Linked DNA regions of Homo sapiens: all the other regions are linked to region 1. A link is a contact called in ENCODE Hi-C or POLR2A ChIA-PET data. All regions are on one chromosome and are shown on one strand. Each heading gives the region's core, a stretch centred on a gene start or an enhancer-like site at or near the end of the contact. The rest is flanking DNA. Distances are from core to core; before and after follow the strand shown. Region 1 holds the start of LSP1 (lymphocyte specific protein 1). Region 2 overlaps AP2A2 (adaptor related protein complex 2 subunit alpha 2). Region 3 holds the start of TOLLIP (toll interacting protein). Region 4 holds the start of KCNQ1OT1 (KCNQ1 opposite strand/antisense transcript 1). Region 5 holds the start of CHID1 (chitinase domain containing 1).

Region 1 (3,657 bases), core at 1-2,500:
TGATCTGGTTTTAGCCCTGCCCATCGTCTGGGCCACGGATCCCTCTGGTGCCTCCACTCGTGGGGCTCTGAAAGCCTCTGCTGGTCTTTGTGGTGTGTTTGGTGGGTGGGGGGCTCGCTGAGTCCCAAGGAGGCGGCCTCCGGTTCGGCCCCACCCTGATGGGTCAACACTCTGGGCCCAGGGCCCTCCCAACCCCTGGCCTCTCTCCAGCCCCTCTTTGCCTTGGGACCCCCTGTAAGTCCTTGCTGGTTGGATTTCTCAGGCCCAGCCGCTGGCCAGGGCTCCCTTCTCCCATTCTCCTGCGCTGAGGTTTCCAGCAGGGAAGCCTTCGCCACCTCTGTGGCTGCCCTACTCTGGCCCAGCTTAAGTCCTCCCCTGCCTCAGCTTTTGGGGTCTGGCTCCTGCAGTCATGCATCCCTCCTCCTGACCCTGGAGCCACTGCGTGGTCACTCCCAGAAGCTGGGGACAGTGAGGGCTGGAAACAGCCTCCATCCCTCCCCTCGGGCTGGCCTATGCCTCTTGGGAGGGTCCCTGAGGCACTGCCTTTAGAGCCTGGGGACACGAACCACTCGGTGGTCAACTCCAGCGACCAGAGCACGGAGAGCAAGGGGCAGCGGGGGGACGAGGCGGATGCCCGACAGCTCGGCATCAGCAAGGCAGTCCAAGACAGAACAAGGCACCCGACGGGTAGAACGCAGGGGCATCCCGGGCACAGCCCCCAAAGCCACCTGGGACCCACAGCTGTTTGATGTGCTCAAGGCTATGACCCCAGGCTTCGAGAAAAGACTCCACCAAGTTCCATGAGCACCTGTAGGAGAGCCGGCCTCTGGGTAGATTTCACCCAAAGAAGCTAAAACGCTCACGTGGTGCTTATGGGATCACAGACGTGTTTGTCCCTGATGCTGCAGGAGAACTGGCCACTCACAGGTGGACCTGATGGCCAGAGCTACTAGCGGGGACCAGGGGTAACATGGGTCCCCCTCCCCGAGCCATGAAGAGCTGCCTGCGGCCATCTTGGCCCTCGCACCCCGTCTCTGTCACCCCAGGCCCCTGTAACTTGCTTAACGCTTCCTGAGGGGTGGTTTGGGTTTTTTTTTTTTTCTTCCTCTCCTCTTGTAGCAACAGATTAAAAAACAACACCCTGACCCAAGCCGAGACAGGTTCCAAACCTCAACCTGCAGCCGGAAGGGGGAAGTGAAACTCGGCTGGGGGTGGGGGCTCAGAAGCCGCCCCAGAAAGCACTGAAAGCCACAGCACGTACACCCACTCCAGGGATCTGCCAGCACCCTGTGGGGCCCAGACTACAGGCTGATGGCGGAGGCTTCGAGTGACCCGGGTGCCGAGGAGCGGGAAGAGTTGCTGGGGTAAGGGTCTGCGGCGACGCCCGGCGCCCTGTGCCGTGTCCACGGGTGCATAGTCCTTGAGCTGCATGGAGGGTGGAGAACTGAGGTGCCTGATGGGGAATCTGGGGCCCCCAATGGGAGAACTTGGATGTCCGATGGGGAAACTGGGGACCCACAGACAGGTGGCAGGAAGTCTTGCTGGGACCCCCCTCTCACAACAAGGGTGGAGGTCTCTTCCGCCTGCCTCTGTGCCCTGGACTCACTGGGGGAGGCGCGTGGGATCCTAAGCCCATGGTGGATGCCTGAAGCGAGGAGACCCCAAGACGTGTCCTGGACTGCCAGGGAGGAGCTGGGGACTGTGGGCCCTGTTAGCTTGGGAAGAGGCAAGGTGGGGGCTGGGGAGCAGCTGTTCTGGGATGGGTGGAACTGGCCCGGGCCTGGCCACCTGCCCACAGGACTATCTGAGAGGGGCTATCCTGCCTTGAGGGTCTGGAGGCCGCCAGGCTTGGGGCCCAGCAGGCCTCAGGGCAGGGCACCCAAAGCTGCCCTTGACCTGCGGTAAAGGACAAGGCCAAGGATTCTGGCAGGTGCCTGTGCTGGGTGCCAGGCACCGTGTGTTGGTTGGAGTGGGGACATGAGGGGGCATGGCAGAGGTTGTGTGTAGGACTGCCAGAGCTGGGCAGAAAAACCCCGCTGCCAAAGGCCTCCTAGCGGGCAGCTGTACTCTGTGGTACCAATGGGCATCCAGCCCTGTGCTGGGGTGGGTGGAGAGGGCTAGCGGCTTAGTAACTGGGCTCCCTGGCAGAGGGGAGCTGCCGGCCAGCAGGCATCCAGGCATCACAGCTGAGCCTCGCCAGGGGAACCCGAGTTGCCCCCGGTGCAGGTCCCAGAAGAGATGGGAGGGCTCAGGGCGTGCGGTGCAGGGACAGGTAGGGCTTTGAGGGGCAGAGGGGCGACGTGCTAATGGTCAGGGGATGGGGATCCGGTGCTGGGGATAGAGGCCGGCCTAGGAGCAGGTCAGCGGGGGCTGTGGCCTGGTGTGCGGAAGGGAAGGCGCTGGGGCCCAGGTTGCAGAAAGAGTGTGATGCCCGCAGCCACACAGGACGGACCTGAGAGGAGGCCCAGGGTGACGCTCACATACCCCAAAACTGCAGCCAGGGCTGCTACCAGTCTCTGCCTTGGTGCTGACAGCAGAGGGTCCCGGTCTACCCGACCCGGGGCGGTGCAGGGACCACCTCCCGGCCTTCACACAAAGCTCCTGTGCTGTTGGTGGCTGCAGTCACTGTCCTGTGTCTGTGTCCTTGGTGGCCGTCACATTGCTGTGGGTCTGGTATGTGTGAGGGGTCTGCATCTCTGACTTCTTGCTGCCAAATCCCACTTGGGTACAGGTGCGGGGGGCCACTGAAGGGACCCCGAGTGCCGTGAGTGGAGTGGAGGCTAAGCAGAGGCCGGGGCTGGCTGAGGGCTGGGTCGGGACGTCCGTGCCTGTCCCCAGGGAGAGGTGGGAGGATGCCCTGCCCAGGCCGTGTGCAGGGAGACAGGCTTCTGGGTGCACAACAGCTGTGTCCCAGCTGCAAAACGGGCCCTCCTGTCAGCACCACCCCCAGCCCTGGACTAGGTGCTGCTCCTGGTCACCTCATGCCCATAGAAGGGCAGGACATGAGCCTCTGGGCTGGGGCACCCCCGCCTTCCTCCTTGGCCTCATCCTTGGCCACCCCCTCCCAGCTGTCTCAAATGCCCTGGATCCCCCGGGCCAGGAGCGGGGAGGGGGGGTTGGAGCGGGCATGGCCAAGGCACAGATGATCCTGGGGCATCTTGGTGCAGATCCTGGGAGGCCAGGGCTGCACCTGTGCCGGGGCTGTCAGGCGCTCCAGCTGGAGAGCGGCGGTTCTCCTGGGCTCTGCAAAGCCTGGACCCCCTCCTTGGACATCCCCTGCCCCCGCGAATTGCATGGGGTGCGCAGCCAAGCCTGACCTTTCAGAATGAAACTGAGAGCCCCAGTGGGGTAGGCTTCTCATTTCACAAGGTGACTAAGGGAACCGGGGAGTTTCCTGTCTAGGATGGGACAGAAGTCCCCTGCACCCAGGCAGGGATGTATGGCCTGGGAAGCCCCCACACGGGAGTCCCCAGGAAGGCCCAGGCTGGGCAGGCTCAGCTGGGGCTGGAGCAGTGGACAAGACAGCCCCCCGTGCATGTCACAGAGTGCCAGGTACGCCAGCCTGTGACGGTCTCAGGACATGCCCTCAACACTAGGTCCAGGGCAGGCCAAGCCCCTCCAGCTGGACAAGTGGGTCCAGCCCCTCAGACTGTCGCA
Region 2 (3,819 bases), core at 586-3,085, 860 kb before region 1:
CTGTCCCTGCTGGACACGCTGCTGTCCTGTCCTGGGGGCCACTGTCCCTGCTGGACGCCACGCTGTCCTGTCCCGGGGGCCACTGTCCCTGCTGGACGCCCCGCTGTCTGTCCCGGGGGCCACTGTCCCTGCTGGACGCCCCCCTGGCCTGTCCCGGGGGCCACTGTCCCTGCTGGACGCCCCGTTGTCCTGTCCCGGGGGCCACTGTCCCTGCTGCACACCCTGCTGGCCTGTCCCGGGGGCCACTGTCCCTGCTGGATGCCCCCCTGGCCTGTCCCGGGGGCCACTGTCCCTGCTGGACGCCCCGTTGTCCTGTCCCGGGGGCCACTGTCCCTGCTGGACGCCCCCCTGGCCTGTCCCGGGGGCCACTGTCCCTGCTGCACACCCTGCTGGCCTGTCCCGGGGGCCACTGTCCCTGCTGGACGCCCCCCTGGCCTGTCCCGGGGGCCACTGTCCCTGCTGCACACCCTGCTGGCCTGTCCCGGGGGCCACTGTCCCTGCTGGACGCCCCCCTGGCCTGTCCTGGGGGCCACTGTCCCTGCTGCACACCCCGCTGGCTTGTCCCGGGGGCCACTGTCCCTGCTGGACGCCCCTCTGGCCTGTCCCGGGGGCCACTGTCCCTGCTGCACACCCCGCTGTCCTCTCCCGGGGGCCACTGTGCCTGCTGGGCAAGGCACTTCCTTCAGACCGTCGTCTTGTCCAGCTCAGCTCACACATCCTCTGTGGTGCCTTGTTTTAGGGGAAGTGGCCGTCCCCTCTCCTACAGGACTGCCTCACCCAGGCAGCTGTCCTCACATGCTTTGTTGATTTAGAGAGGACCTGTCCTGCCCTGCTCTTCGAGGTTTTATGTAGTGAGTTGGGTTAGGTCTGGTTTTCCTTGTATGTGTGATGCGATGAGAATAATCCTGTAACAGAATGTGTCCTGTGGTATTTGTCAGGTGAGAAGTGTCGTTTTGAGAGTTGCGTTTTTGCTTGGCTCTGCTTGCCAGCTGTTCCCCTCTGCACTGTCAGGGAGGGCTCCTGTCGGGGTCAGGCGGGCTTTCTGTTTGTCCAGTTAGAGGACCTGTCTCTCCAGGACGCAGGTCCAGTGGTGGCAACCAGTGCTGCTACCCAGTATCGGCAGGGCTTTGTGGGGTGAGCTCCTGTGGTGGTGCCTGCCCTGGCAGTGTGCTGGTTGGGAGGGTGCTCATGTCGGAGTCCTGGCACTCCTTGGCGGGGACCTGCTTATGTGCCCCGGCTGACCATGTGTCCTGCCCCTCTGGCCGACAGTGCAGGGCCTGCCATGGGGCTGGTATCCAGGCTGAGCCTGACATCTCAATGAGCAGTCTTCCCTCCCCCTCTTCCTCCCTCTCCCCTCCCTCCACCTAGTGTCCTCTGTGCAGCCCCTGTCCCCCCGTGCCCTCTCTCTGTGTTGTTTGTGGCACGCTGCTGTGCCCGCCATCTGGAGGCTTGAATTGCCTGTGAGCTCATCCTGGAGTGAATGAAATGAATGAAAGATGTGACTCTTTCTCCCAAGGTGGGCGTCTTCCCTTCACGCCTGAGCACCTTCATGCTTATGTTTCTCATGTGCTCTGTAGAGCTGGTGACCTGCTTTTGACCCTGTCTCCTCCCGTGGGACGTCACTAGCCAGGCGCCTAGTGCAGCAGGCCTCTGTCACTCCTCTAATCCATCTCTCCCTCTCCTTTGGACATCTTGACATAGGTTTCTGGAGGCAGAAACTTGCTTGTGGAGATTTGTCTGTGAGCTGCCGGAGCAGGGGCCTTCCCGTGGGTGCTGGGCCGGCAGCGGCTCCGCCCTGCAGAGAGGAGGACGCGGCCCCAGTTGGGTGAGGAGGCGAGGGCAGGATGACGTGATCCAGGGGAGGCTGGTGTGCAGGGATTCCTGGAGGCCGGCTTTCAGCAAGGGCACTGTGAAGTCTTCCACGGAAACCTGGGATTGCCTGTTGGAAGCTGGGAAGGCACCAGGTGCTCTCGCTCCCCTCCAGCTGCTTTGACGTTAAGAGGAACTCGCTGAGGGAGCATGGAAAGGGGCTGTAGGATTGTCTTCAGTCTCTCTTTGGTTCTTATTTGATGTTTCTTTTTAATGTGGGTCCTGAGAAGTGAGGTGTGCCCATACCCCAGGCCTTTGATCACACCCAGGTTTGTCCGGCTAGGCTCAGGGTGGACTTTGGAGGGCCTGGCCTTGACTGTGTGGCTTAGGGATCAGATGGAAGCTTCTGGACCCTGGGAGTGAGAGCAGTGTGCTGCCCTCTGAAAAGGAGGATGAGGGTCCAGTGAGGTTCAGCATTTCTGTAAGGTGCCTTCTTGGAGGGAGTTCCCCCTTCAGGGCTCATTCAGTGGATTTTCTGAGTGTGGCTTCACTCCTGATGGTCAGTGGTGCCTGGCGGGTGGGTTCCTTAGGGAGGTGTCTGTGGCCGAGGCACGCAGCTCTGTTCTGAGCTGAGAGCTGTGGTGTGTGGGCACCTCCGTCCTGACTGAGAGCTGTGGTGTGTGGGCGCCTCCGTCCTGACCGAGAGCTGTGGTGTGTGGGCCCCTCTGTTCTGACCGAGAGCTATGGTGTGTGGGTGTCATTGCTATCCTGTGCTTTCCAATCTGTTCCCATTGCTCACGGGAGCCCCAGTGAGAGGCCCCTCCCTATGGGGAGACACTCCTGGCGAAGTTTTCTTGCTCAGGGTCTTCTGTATGGGCCGTGAAGGGGCCTCAGGGTGGCATCAGCACATGTGCCTTTCCCACGAGAGACAGTGGCTTTATCTTGGTGTCACATTGGCCAAAATGTCTTTTATTTAACATCATAGATGAGGCCAGGACATTTTACTTCTTCCGAGCATCCTCTTTCTGCACACAGCTCCTTGGGGGAGGCTGTGGTGTGCGTGTCCCCGGGTGTGCTGGGGAGCACAGGGGTGTGGGGATCAGAGGCTGCCTGGCTTCACATGCAGGAGCCTGGGGCCCTTGTAGGCAAAACCTTCACCCCTCAAGTTGTCCTGCTATTGGAGGGAGGAGGTGAACTGGTGTGGCCCAGGAGCCAGGCCTGCTCCCTGAGGAGGGTCTCCCAGGCCTGAGAGGATAAGGAAGATGAAGAACCTGAAGTGGGTGTTAGGACCCTACTGTCCTGGGGCCTTGCATCTGGCCTCGCTGTTACAATCTGTGGTAACGTTTCAGGTACAAATGCCTTTACTAGGGCAAAGGGCTTTCCTACTTTAGAAAGCAGTTAAAAGCCATAGATGGCTGGGCATGGTGGCTCACACCTGTAATCCCAGCGCTTTGGGAGGCTGAGGTGGGCGGATCACTTGAGGTCAGGAGTTTGAGACCAGCCTGGCCAACATGGTGAAACCCCGTCTCTTCTAAAAATACAAAAATTAGCCAGGTGTGGTGGTGTGTGCCTGTAATCCCAGCTGCTCGGGAAGCTGAGGCAGGAGAATTGCTTGAACCCAGAAGGCGGAGGTTGCAGTGAGCTGAGATTGCACCACTGCACTCCAGCCTGGGTAACAGAGTGAGACTCGGTCTCAAAAAAATAAAATAAAATAAAATAAAAGCCATAGATGTATTTGAATCAGTGCAGGAACCAGGGTAACATCTGTGATGAGATGCAGAGGAGAAACTGTCTCCATTTGGGCTGCAGGTGCATGGCCATGGCCAAGGCCGATGGCTTCCCACGCAGCTCACAGCTTTGTCAGGCTGTGGAGGCCACAGTGTTGGCGGGCGCTGTCCCCGGCGTAGGGAGCAAAGCGCCGCCTTCAGATGGTCTCATCGAGACACGCCTTGGATATTTTTGGGACTCTTCTCTGCCAGCTCCTCTGTGACCTCCCACCCTTGGAGCACA
Region 3 (3,750 bases), core at 1,137-3,636, 540 kb before region 1:
ATGCGTTTACCGGTCAACGGGGGTGCCCCTGAAATACCTGCTCGTCTACATGATGGAAACAGCCCAGGAGGCACTGGGCAAGAGGAGATTCTAACGACACCTCAGCACTTGCCAGCACAGGCCCTGCGTGTGAGAACATCTCCTGCCGCTCCCACTTCCTCATCGCGGGTGTAACAGCGCTGCACGCCGGTGCCCCTCAGAACAGGAAGGGCCTGCCTCCCACTGCTCCCTGCCTGCTCAGCACCTGATGCATTCAAAATCAGTCCTACACCCCAGTGGGGTTCCAGATGAGGAACAAGTTCCCAGGAGGCAGAGGATGTCTCCCAGACCACACAGCAAGGAAGGGGCCATCCTGCCTGGCCACCATGCCCCCCTGCTCTCCAGGAGGACACAACAGCAGGGTGCTGGTTCCCTTGTTGCTCTGAGTCTCCTGTTAGGCAGAAAGGAGCACTTGGCTGCCACGGCAACTTGCGGGGACTCACTGTGGTGGAGTAAAGATGAAGAGGTAGAGACGCTGCCATCAGAGGCCGTCCAGGACCTCTGCCGACCCGTAGGCTCCACACCTGAGTCTCATAAGTGTCAGGAGGTTTCCTTCAAAGTCCTCAGAAAAAGCAGCTATGCCCAAAACCTGGGGCTTCATTCTAAACTCAGAAAAAATGTTCTACCTGAAGAATTATCTCCTCGGGAGAAACACCAGGACTTGTGGATACAGTGTTAAGGGTGGGGAGCCCTGGTGACCCCTCCACCACGTCCAGTACTGGGCTGCGCGAGGGCAGGGACCTTGGAGCATCGTGAAAAAGGACTTTTTCCACCCACGGCATGTTCAGAGCCACTGTTGATAAAAACTGTACCGCTCACGACAGCCTGCCCCAGCCCAGCCTCAGTGAGTGACACGGTTTGAATCTGTGTCCCCGCCAAATCTCACGCTGAATTATGATCCCCAATGTTGGAGGTGGGGCCTGGCAGGGTGGGTGTGTGGGTCACAGGGACAGATCCCTCGTGGCTTGGTGCTGTCCCGGTGATAGTGAGTTCTCACAAGATCTGGTCATTACAGTGTGTGGCACCTCCCCACCCCCAACTCTCTTGCTGCTTTCGCCATGTGACGTGTAAGCTCCCACTTGGCCTTCCGCCATGACTGGGAGCTTCCAGAGGCCTCCCCAGGAGCAGATGCCGGCACCATGCTACCTGTACAGCCTGCAGAACCGGGAGCCAATTAAATCTCTTTTCTTACAAATTACCCAGTCTCGGTATTCCTTTACAGCAATGCAAGAAGGCCCTAACAGTGAGCCAGGAGGCCACTCACGCCAGGAGCCCATCATCTCTGAGTCAGTCTACACCAGCTCTCCTGCAATATTAATGCTATAGAAGAAACTGCCAGGCAACTCTCAGGAGAGAATTCAGAGCAGGAAAGGTTCTCTGAAGTTCCTGGCGCCTATCCTCTCATTTGCAAATGAAGAAACTGAGGTTTTGCACGGTGGCCACTAACCGGGGACACAATTGGGCCCAAGAAGTGGTCACCACTGCCCTCACTCTGTGTAAATGAGAAAGAGGAAACAGCCATCATCTATGGGACCAACTAGAGTGCAGGCCCGCCTCCACCTGGGGGGCCATCAGGGTGCGGGACCCGCCTCCACCTGGGGGGGCCATCAGGGTGCGGGGCCCGCCTCCATCTAGGGTGCCATCAGGGTGCGGGACCCGCCTCCACCTGGGGGGCCATCAGGGAGCAGGGCCCGCATCCATCTAGGGGACCATTAGGGTTCAGGGCCCGCCTCCACCTGGGGGACCATTAGGGTGCGGGGCCCTCCTCCATTCGGGAGTCAGAGCTCGGGGCCGCCTCCATCTGGGCACCGGGCCCTCCTCCATCTGGAGACCATTGGGGAGCGGGGCCTGCCTCCCTCTGGGGCACCATGGGGCACGGGGCCCGCCTCCATCTGGGGCTCACAACGGGCGCAGGCCCCCTCCCCCGGGGCTGCCTCCCCAAAGCTCTGCCCCGGCACGGCGGTGAGCTCAAGCCTCCTGCAGCGTGGGCGCGTCCGTCCGGCCCGCCCCGCCCCGAGGTGTGGACGCCGCCGCTCCCCTCCGGCCGGCCAGGCGCCCCGCGTGCCCCGGGAGAGCCGCGGAGTCGGCCCGCCAGCCGCAGCTGAGCAGTAGCCCTGACCCAAGGCCCCGCCCGCAACCGCAGGTCACCGCCCCCGCCCGACCCTCGCCCGGCTGCCTCACCGGCCCGCGCTGAGTGCTGACGGTGGTCGCCATGGTGCTGCGGCGGCCCCCGTGGCTCGCCGACCCGACAGTGACGCGCCGGGCGACCTCCTGCGCCCCCGCCGGAGCCTGCGACGGAGACAGTTGTCACCTCGAGGCCGCCGCCGCCACAGTCAGCTGACAGCCGCCGCGCCCCGCCCCCGGCACCGCCCCACTGCGCAGGCGCCGCGCCAGGCACCGCCCCTTCCGGCTCTCGCGCGCACGCGCGCTCCAGGGTAGGGCAGGCGCAGCCTCTCGCCCGGCGCCTGCGCACCTGCTCTCTCCTCGAGCCCTGCAGCCCGGCGAAATGGCTCCCGGCGGGGCCGTTTGCGCATGCCCAGTCATGACGGTTGTCGGCGCGGGCCCTAGCGTGGCGGCGCTGCAGTCTGGGCAGTGGGTTGGTTCCTCCTCGGTCCTCTGTCGAGTGGCGACAGGGCCTAGCCACCTGGCGGGGGTGACCTTCGGACGTGCGACCCGCTCGGAGAAGGGAGGGAACTGTGGCCCGCAACAAAGCAGTGACAGGCCCGACATCCCCTGCAGGGCGATCTTTCCCTCAGCTGCCTGCCGGAGGAAGGGCCTTTCTGTTTCACAGGGCTAAAGATGGGGCGCGGTTCCTCCACGGGGCGGCTGCCGGGTGAACGGAACGGGGATGGAGGCGCTGCCAGAAGAGCCCGAGCTCGAGCCCGCCCTGCCCTCGGCCTCCCCGCCGCGCCGCTCCGCAGGAGCCCCGCTCCTCTCCTGCTCGCTCCGGAGAACCCCAGTCCGGCCTGACCTCGGCCCTCGCGGTCAGGCGCTCCAACCAGAGCGACTCCAGCTCGAACAGCGCTGGGTAAACTGAGGCTGAACCCCGCTGGCTGCATCCCCAGGAGTCGGGCGTTTACGGTCACGGGAACAGGTTAATAAACTTTTACGCAGCAGACCCGGAACTTAGGTCCCGATGTCCGGGTATCTTAAGAACAAGAAGCATTCTTAGTTGAAGTTTCGCTTTAAAGATAATGATACAGATGCTTGCGGAGGACAGGCGTTATGCAAAGATTGGCAATCCTTTGACGAGCCCAGGTAGTACAGCACGTCTCCCCCGTGATGTTTTTTGGCTTTTATCTTACATATAAACAAGCGTACCCAGGTGGACGCCTTCCTCCTCGTGCTTTTGGGAACACCCTGCTCTATGGAGTAGCCATTCTTTTATTCCTTCACTGCCTTAATAAACTTGCTTTCACTTTACTCTGTGGACTGGCCTGGAATTCTTTCTTCCACAAGATCCACGAATCCTCTTTTGGGGTCTGGATCAGGACCCTTTTCCGGTAACACAACCACTCCACTAAAAACTCTTTGTCAGTGATCTCTATATTGTTAGTGGTCAGTTCTCAGTCCTCGTCCTCCGGGAACTACAGCAAAATCGATAGTCATTCTTGCTACACATGCTTTCTTCACTCCCCATCCAGGACACCATGTGCTCTCACTTTCCTCTTATCCCAAAGACCACATCTTTGGGTCTCGGTTACCAGTCTC
Region 4 (3,398 bases), core at 203-2,702, 850 kb after region 1:
CCTTTACTTCGCCCCCTAATTCCTGACTCAGAATCCCCACCTAGAGGCAGAACTTCGACTTCAATTCCTGACTCCCATACCCCACTGAGACCTCTAACCCCAATCCCAATCTCTTAACTCAGAGCCCCCCATTCAGAACCTCTACCCAAAGACAGACTCCAGACCCTGACTCCAGTCGCCAACTCGGACCTCCCTTGGATCTCAACTCAGAGCCATGATGCAGACTCCAGACCGGGATTCAGGTCCCCAACTCAGACTCCCGATCCTCTGTCCCTAATGAGGCCCTACCTAAAACCACCATGCGGACTCCAGACCCGGACTGACTGGGACCCCAACTACTCAGATCCCAACTCAGGCAAACTCCCAGCCAGGATGTGGACCCTAGACCCGAATTCTGATCCCAACTAGGATACCTAACTCAGAACCACAACGGGGATTCCCACCTCCGATCCTAATTCGGGCCCTGACTCAGAACCACTAAGTGGATTTCCGACTCCGGTCCCAATTCGGGCTTTGACTCAAAACCACAACATGGATTCCCAACTTCCATCCCAATAGCGCGGACTCAGAACCACGATGCGGATTCCAGACTCCAATCCCAATTCAGCCCACTCTGAACCACCATGAGAACTATAGACCCGGAATCCGATCCTTGGGACGCGGCCAGGAACTCGGACCTCGACCCTGGCCACGCTGTCCATAAGGTGCAGATGGGAGCGCACTGCCCAGGCCAGGCTGCACTGCTGACGCCTGTGATCTGGGACGGCCGCGGGGCACACAGCTCACCTCAGCAACGCCAGTGATCACCCGTCCCGCGCCGTCCGCCCAGGTCCGTGCTGACCGTGTTCAAACCCTCCCAGAGAGATGGGGAGGGCCGCGCTGAGGAGAGTCTGGGAGAACCGCACTGAGGAGCCGCCGGGAGAGTGCCGCGCTGAGGAGCCCCCGGGGAGAGTGCCGCGCTGAGGAGCCCCCAGGAGAGTGCCGCGCTGAGGAGGCCCAGGGAGGACCGCGCGGAGGAGAACCATGCTGAGGAGCCCCCGGGGAGAACAGAACCGCGGCGAGAGGCCCCCGGAGAGAACCGCGCCGAAGAACCCCCGGGGACAACCGCGCCGAAGAACCCCCGGGGAGAACCGCGCCGAAAAGCCCCGGGTGCCCCGAGGAGAACGGCGCCGAGGAGTCCCCGGGGAGAACTGCGCCGAGGAGCCCCCAGAAGAGCGCCGCGCTGAGGAGCCCCGAGGAGAACCGCGCCGAGGGGCGCGCCGGGGAGAACCACGATGACTGACGCACCGAGGAGGACCGCGCTGAGGGGCGCACCGGGAGAATCGTGCTGAGGAGCCCCGGGGAGGACCACGCTGAGAGGCACCCCGGCAGAATCGCGCTGAGGGGCGCCCTGGCAGGATCTTGCTGAGGAGCTCCCTGGAGGTCCGTGCTGAGGCGACGCGGCGACCGTTCTGCCTGGAGACTGCGGCAGCGCTCCGACTGCCCCCGCCGCTGCCGACGTGGCGACCGCCCCCCACCTGCTGATTGGGCGGCAGCAGGGGAAGGCTTGCGGCGGGCTGCTGCACGGATTGGCTGGGTGCGGAAAGTGATGTGCCGTGTCCTGTCATTGGCCGAAAGAGTCTCGTTTTGATGCCACCCGGGCTCAGATTGGCCCAGCGGGTCCAGCGCCGCATGAGGCACTGGCTGGGTGTGAGGTGGCGCGAGCCGCCGCCCTCCCTGCCCCCACCCGTCGTCCCTGAGCACCACCGGGGGCCGGGGCCAGCGCCAGCCTCAGCGTTGGCATCGCCGGGGTGAGCTGGAGACACGGGCCAGTTCTCTGCGTGATGTGTTCACCACCCCGGGGTGACCGCGTGAGGACAGCGGCCGCACCCCGACACTGCTGTGGGCCCTCGGTGTGGAGGCCTGTGGGCGTCCAGGCCACGCCCGAGACCAGCCCCTCCGCCGGCGCCGCTGCAGCGACCCTCGAACCCGGGCAAGGTCTCCACCGCCGTGGCACCGGGTGCGGGAGGCGTTTTCCCCCCTCCCAGCGGGTCCATGCAGGGGATCGGGATGTTCTGAAGCCCCCACTGCTGTGCCTGGAACACCCGTGTCTGCCGCTCACCCCTGAGGACTTGGGACCTCAGGGGGTGAGTGGCAGGGGTGGCCGGGACATGCCAGGCCACCCACCTGGCAAAGGGCAGCGCCGAGGGCGCCCCGCGCCTGCCAGCGCCCGGCCGGGCCCGCCCTGCCCACCTCCCATCCCCCATCCGGGCGTGACACTTGACCGCGTCTGCCGGCCCCTCCCCTTGTCCGTCCCCTCCGCGCCGCTGGCGCGCGCCTTCTGAATGCCAAGCATTGCCATAAACTCCGGGGACAAAAGCCTGGGTCACAAAAGCCCCCTCTAGAAGTTCACACCCTGAGGCTTCCCTGGCAAGGCTGGGGGCCGTTTGGCCCTTCCATGTGGACTGCAAAAACAGTGTTGGAATGCAGGACTCTGGGTATGTTCTCGAAAGTTGTTACAACCCCAACCCAGGGTTGACCTCAAACACAGGAGGAAGGGGGAGGCTGGAGCCAGCCAAGCGAGCCAGCCGTCCCCCCACCAAGGCACGCAAGGAGGCCATTCATCTTCACTGCCTCTGCCGAAAATATACGTCTACGGGAGAGCCAGGAATCTCTCTCCAAGGGTGACCGGGTTGGGGGTTTTGTTGTTCTTCAGCCCAGAAGAGAAAGAGAAAATGGTGTCATTTTTTCAGGCAGCAAGTGATTCCTTTCAGGCCTTCAGCAACGACGCCCAGATGAGTCCACTCCCTGCCTCCTGCTCAGCCCACAGGCAATCTGGGCACAAGTGACACATCCCCTGGGCGCCTGTCCCTTCGCACTGGCCCAGGGAGTTCATGTGTCTGATCAGAGGGCGCAGTCCACCCTCACTATCTAGCTGGGAAGTTTTTGTCATCTGCCTGTCCGAGAGGCAGCTGTGCAACCAGTGCCATCACTCAGAGCCAGTGCTCAGGTGCACCCCAGACTCAGGGTTTCACGCTATAATGTCACTGTCTTGAAATTCTTGATAGTTACTATCTTTGAACTTGTGTTTTAGAAGTGAAGTCTGAGGGGAAAATGGAGCTTGGAACTTCAGCTCCCAAGTGGCTTTCCCACCTTCCTGCCTCCTCAGGACAGATTATCAGCTGCCTGTCTGCCTGCTTCCTCTGTGCCCAGCCTCTCTCTTGACATCCAAAGGATCACAACTCCCACTCAGTGACCACTATTATTCTCTGCCCCTGACCAAAAAGAGCAGGGCAGGGCTGGAGTCCTGACCCTGGCCTGGACTCTGCAATGCAGAGATACCTGCAAGTCTCATTTCCCCGCCTGTAGGATGGAGGTGATGCTGACAGCCTCTTGGAGCCATTGAGATAGGAAACGAG
Region 5 (3,533 bases), core at 934-3,433, 940 kb before region 1:
CTGTCTTCTGGGTGGAAATCTGGGTCAGGGAGGAAGGAAAGGAATGAAAAACCAAACGGTGGTTCTCCAGGGGACTGGCCCAGGAGTAACTGGAGGGCACACTCAGGTACCCAGTGACCAACCACTATAGGGCTGGGTCTCTGCCCCTACCTGCCGTCCTGCAGATTTGAAACAGGGCCACTGTCCACCCACCTAGTGGCCCCTCTGCCTATGACCTCCCTGCCCCCCAACCTGTGATTTCACACTTCAGGGAAGGAAGAGGAAAGGGTGGAAGAGGAAGACAGTCCTGCCAGCATGTGTCCAGCAGAGGGGACACTAGGAGAACCTAACTGAACACAAGGCCAGGGTACTGCCTCTGTCCACTCGCGCTTAACTTGCCCGCTCTGTGATGGAGTGCTTGGATACAGGCTGCTCACAAATGCTGGGCTGCTTCTTTGACTTGCCATGGAACTTTCCAGACAACTGCCCCAGGGAGATGGTGTGTGTGATGTGTGAGGGGTGCTCACACTGCAACCAGGCCCTTGTCTGGGCTTTGGTACCTCTCCCGCTCCCCACTGCTCACCGGCCGCTCGGCTCTGAGGCCCGTGAGGACACTCTCCATCATGCTCTTCACATAACACAGACTCCCAGGTTCACACACACTGTGTTCCTGCATCAAACCGTTTCTTCCCCAAATGCCAATGACCTTCCCTTGGGCAGAACGGCCCCGCACACAAAGGGAATGTGTTGTGTTATGAAGAGGCACAGGCCCCGACCCTGGTCACCCAAAGGGGTCCCAGAAACCGCTCTGTAACAAGATAAGGTGGAGCGCTACTGCTCCCACTTTCCTGCGCTCCCAGTCCGTAGGTCCAGGACCTCCTCGGTGGTGTTGATGGAAATGATGGGAGTCACAGCAGGGGCTTTCCAATGCTTTTCATGGAGACCAGCAGTAAGAAATGCACTTTACGTCACAGCCCAGCACACGTGTATGTCATGTGTGCACATGTGTTGTGCATGTGTGTACATGTGTAGAGCGACAGCAGCCAATCAGAGCTAACTCTATTCTGCGATGGACGCACTGACAACTCCTGTTCTGTTGTGTTTTGAAGAACTAACTGGTGCATGGCGGCTCTGGCCTGTGATCCTAGCACTTTGGGAGGCCAGGAGTTTTTGACTGGTTTTGGCAACACAGCCAGACCTGGTCTCTACAAAAAATATTTTTCTGCCGGGCAGATCACCCCATCAGGAGTTCAAGACCAGCCTGGCCAACGTGATGAAACCCAGTCTCTAAAAAAGATACAAAAATTAGCTGGGTGCAGTGGTGTGCGCCTGTACTCCCAGCAACTCGGGAGACTGAGGCAGGAAAATCCCTTAAGCCCAGAAGCGGAGGTTGCAGTGAACCGAGATCGCGCCACTGCACTCCAGCCTGGGTGACAGCGTGAGACTCTGTCTCAAAAAAAAAAAAAAATTCTTAGCTGAGTGCGCTGGCGCACACCTGTAGTCCCAAGTAGCTAGGAGGCTAAGAGATTACTAGAGCCCAGGAAGTCGAGGCGGACGGGCGGGCGGGTCACCCTCCAGTTTGGACAGTCAGCAATGGAAGCTTCAAGGGTTGGGGCTGAACCAAGGGTGGGTGGGATCGCGTCTGATGCGCCCACCCTTCACGGGGACCGCGTGCCCCTCACTGGGAGGGCAGCCCGCCTGGAGCCCTACTGCCTCTGCTCCCTCTGGGGGTCCTGGGGACCCGATGGCCACCACTCTGCCACACGAGCCGCGCGCTCACACACTCCTCACCCGCCGGCCACATCCCTTGTCTGCGCACTCAGGCCCCTTCCACCCAGCGCGCCTAGCTCTCAGGCTTGCTCGCCCCAGCGCACGCGCTCCACCTCCCACTCGCGGTCCCCCCGACACGCGCCCCCGTCCACACTCGCCCTCCACCCCCGCTCTCGCTCACCCTCGCTCTCATAGCAACCCTCTCTCACCCTCGTCCTCACACCCTCTCACACGCCCCCTCACACACTTGCTCTCTCTCACGCACCCGCCCGGCGTCGCCCGCGACCCCACGCCCGTCCTCCCGGGGCCGAGCCTCGCTGCCCGGCGCGCCCACTTTGCGGGAGGGAAACTGAGGCCGTGCAAGGAGGAGGAGCAGGGGCCGGCCGCCGCGGGGCTCACCTGCATGTCAGGGAGGCCGGACGGCCACAAACGCACGGCCGGAAAACGCTCCAGCGCGCCGGAAGTCCCGCCCCAGGCGCCCGCGCGCCGCCGCCGCGCACGGCACGCTGGGATGGAGAGGGGCTGGGCCAGGACAGGGGACTGGGCAGGGCTGCCCGAAAGTCGGGGCCGGGGCCGGGGCCGGGGCCGGGGCGGGGCCGCGCCGGGGGCGGACCCCGGGCCCGGCGCGTTCACCTTGAGCGCCCCTGGTGCTCGCGCTGGAGCTGGTTATCAGGTTCCCGGCCCAGGGGTAGCCGGGTTCCCAGCGCCACGGCTCTTAGGCAGGCCTGGCGCCCTTGGCGTGGGGCCGCGCGGGGCCTTGGGCTCCAGGGCCTCTGCCCGGCTCGGCGGTGCCGGGAGAACCGCGCGGTGGGCTCCGCCCCGGCACGCTCCCCCGGGGACCCGGAGTCACCACTCCTGGCGTCCCCCCGACCCCCGCCTGAGTGGACCATCTCCATCCCCAGGCCGATGGCGCCCACTGCGCTGTCTCCAGCGGGGACTGCCCGAAACGCGCGCTCTCTCGGTCCGCACCCCCGCCTTGCACATTGCACGAGCCGGAGCCCCAGGAGGCAAACCAAGTTCCCAACTCAGCCCCTCGCGCTTGGATGAACGAGCGCGTGGCCAGCACTTTTGAGTCACCGCGCATTCTACGCGGCACAGGCTGTCCGACCCCCACCCCCAGCCCTAGCCGTTCCCAGCGCAGTTTCCTACAGAAAACCGCACGGCCGGGCCCCACCCTGCCCCGCTCAGCCGTTCCCGGGGCGCGCGTGGGCTCCAAGACACCCTGCACAGCTGCTTCTCCATTTCTGCTGCTTGGGAGCTTTCTCCTTAAACTAAGCTTTGTCTTTCTTTCTAGTCACGTTTCCTTCTTTCCCTTCCCGGTATTTTCTGCCAGCTGACGCCCACGCCTTTCCTAGAAGGGGCTGGGGGCTGCATGCGGTGCGAGGCACGTCCCCCACCAGCTGTGGGCTCTTACTCAGCTTAGCACTCGCTCTCAGCAAACGGCCTGGATGGTGGCCTGAAGCCTGACCTTTGGGGGTGAAGACCTCAAGTCGGCAGAGCTCTGGAGAGGGTCCCAGTAAGCTATGGCAGGTGTCCTCAGGGACATATGCGCAGTCCTCCCAATGCTAAGGAGGCCATGGCAACATCCAACTTCTCTTAGGAAAGGCACTTAGCCATTTTAGGATCTCATTGAGGTCAGAGGTCTTTGGCGCTAAAGAATTGCAGAATCGATCGGGCAGCCGCCGCCTTTAATCCTAGCACTTTGGGAGGCCAAGGCGGGTAGATCACTTGAGGTCAGGCGTTCGACACCAGCCTGGCCAACATGGTGGAACCCTGTCTCTACT

The links. Hi-C counts contacts between places; a loop is a spot of excess contacts on that map. ChIA-PET counts read pairs that join two places held with the same protein, here RNA polymerase II (POLR2A). Pooled maps may share reads with other maps.
Region 2: a loop to region 1 is called in a map with no recorded cell type, with 40 times the contacts of the local background. The contact joins the enhancer-like site here to the promoter of LSP1 in region 1. A Hi-C loop is called at or near these places in 5 of 37 single-sample maps with no recorded cell type and 3 of 50 pooled maps.
Region 3: a pooled map shows a loop between it and region 1 (20-fold over the local background). The contact joins the promoter of TOLLIP here to the promoter of LSP1 in region 1. A Hi-C loop is called at or near these places in 4 of 37 single-sample maps with no recorded cell type and 7 of 50 pooled maps.
Region 4: a loop to region 1 is called in a pooled map, with 8 times the contacts of the local background. The contact joins the promoter of KCNQ1OT1 here to the promoter of LSP1 in region 1. A Hi-C loop is called at or near these places in 2 of 37 single-sample maps with no recorded cell type and 5 of 50 pooled maps. POLR2A ChIA-PET finds 5 or more read pairs at or near these places in 1 of 52 experiments (WTC11).
Region 5: a pooled map shows a loop between it and region 1 (6-fold over the local background). The contact joins the promoter of CHID1 here to the promoter of LSP1 in region 1. A Hi-C loop is called at or near these places in 6 of 37 single-sample maps with no recorded cell type and 7 of 50 pooled maps.

Annotation. Positions count from the first base shown.
Region 1 is chr11:1,851,834-1,855,490 of GRCh38, forward strand. LSP1 (lymphocyte specific protein 1) reads left to right here and starts at 1,251. Exons shown (of 11, transcript NM_002339.3): 1 at 1,251-1,364. The coding sequence starts at 1,312. RefSeq lists enhancers at 1-31, 1,023-1,342, 3,193-3,622.
Region 2 is chr11:994,401-998,219 of GRCh38, forward strand. The region is part of intron 14 of AP2A2 (adaptor related protein complex 2 subunit alpha 2); the gene reads left to right. Among named protein-coding and RNA genes, the nearest start is that of MUC6, 40 kb to the right of the region's middle. RefSeq lists an enhancer at 1-408. Within about 2 kb of position 1,836, at least 2 of the 41 ENCODE cell types and tissues checked have a DNase peak (open chromatin) inside an H3K27ac peak, as active enhancers do.
Region 3 is chr11:1,307,246-1,310,995 of GRCh38, forward strand. It overlaps TOLLIP (toll interacting protein), which reads right to left and starts at 2,387. Exons shown (of 6, transcript NM_019009.4): 1 at 2,221-2,387. The coding sequence starts at 2,253. TOLLIP-DT (TOLLIP divergent transcript) reads left to right here and starts at 2,463. Exons shown (of 1, transcript NR_029409.1): 1 at 2,463-3,462. RefSeq lists a silencer at 1,843-2,552 and an enhancer at 2,783-3,544.
Region 4 is chr11:2,698,542-2,701,939 of GRCh38, forward strand. KCNQ1OT1 (KCNQ1 opposite strand/antisense transcript 1) reads right to left here and starts at 1,453. Exons shown (of 1, transcript NR_002728.4): 1 at 1-1,453. The region is part of intron 11 of KCNQ1 (potassium voltage-gated channel subfamily Q member 1); the gene reads left to right. RefSeq lists silencers at 1,587-1,856, 1,867-1,936 and an enhancer at 1,654-2,893.
Region 5 is chr11:908,627-912,159 of GRCh38, forward strand. CHID1 (chitinase domain containing 1) reads right to left here and starts at 2,184. Exons shown (of 13, transcript NM_023947.4): 1 at 2,149-2,184. RefSeq lists a silencer at 1,867-2,706.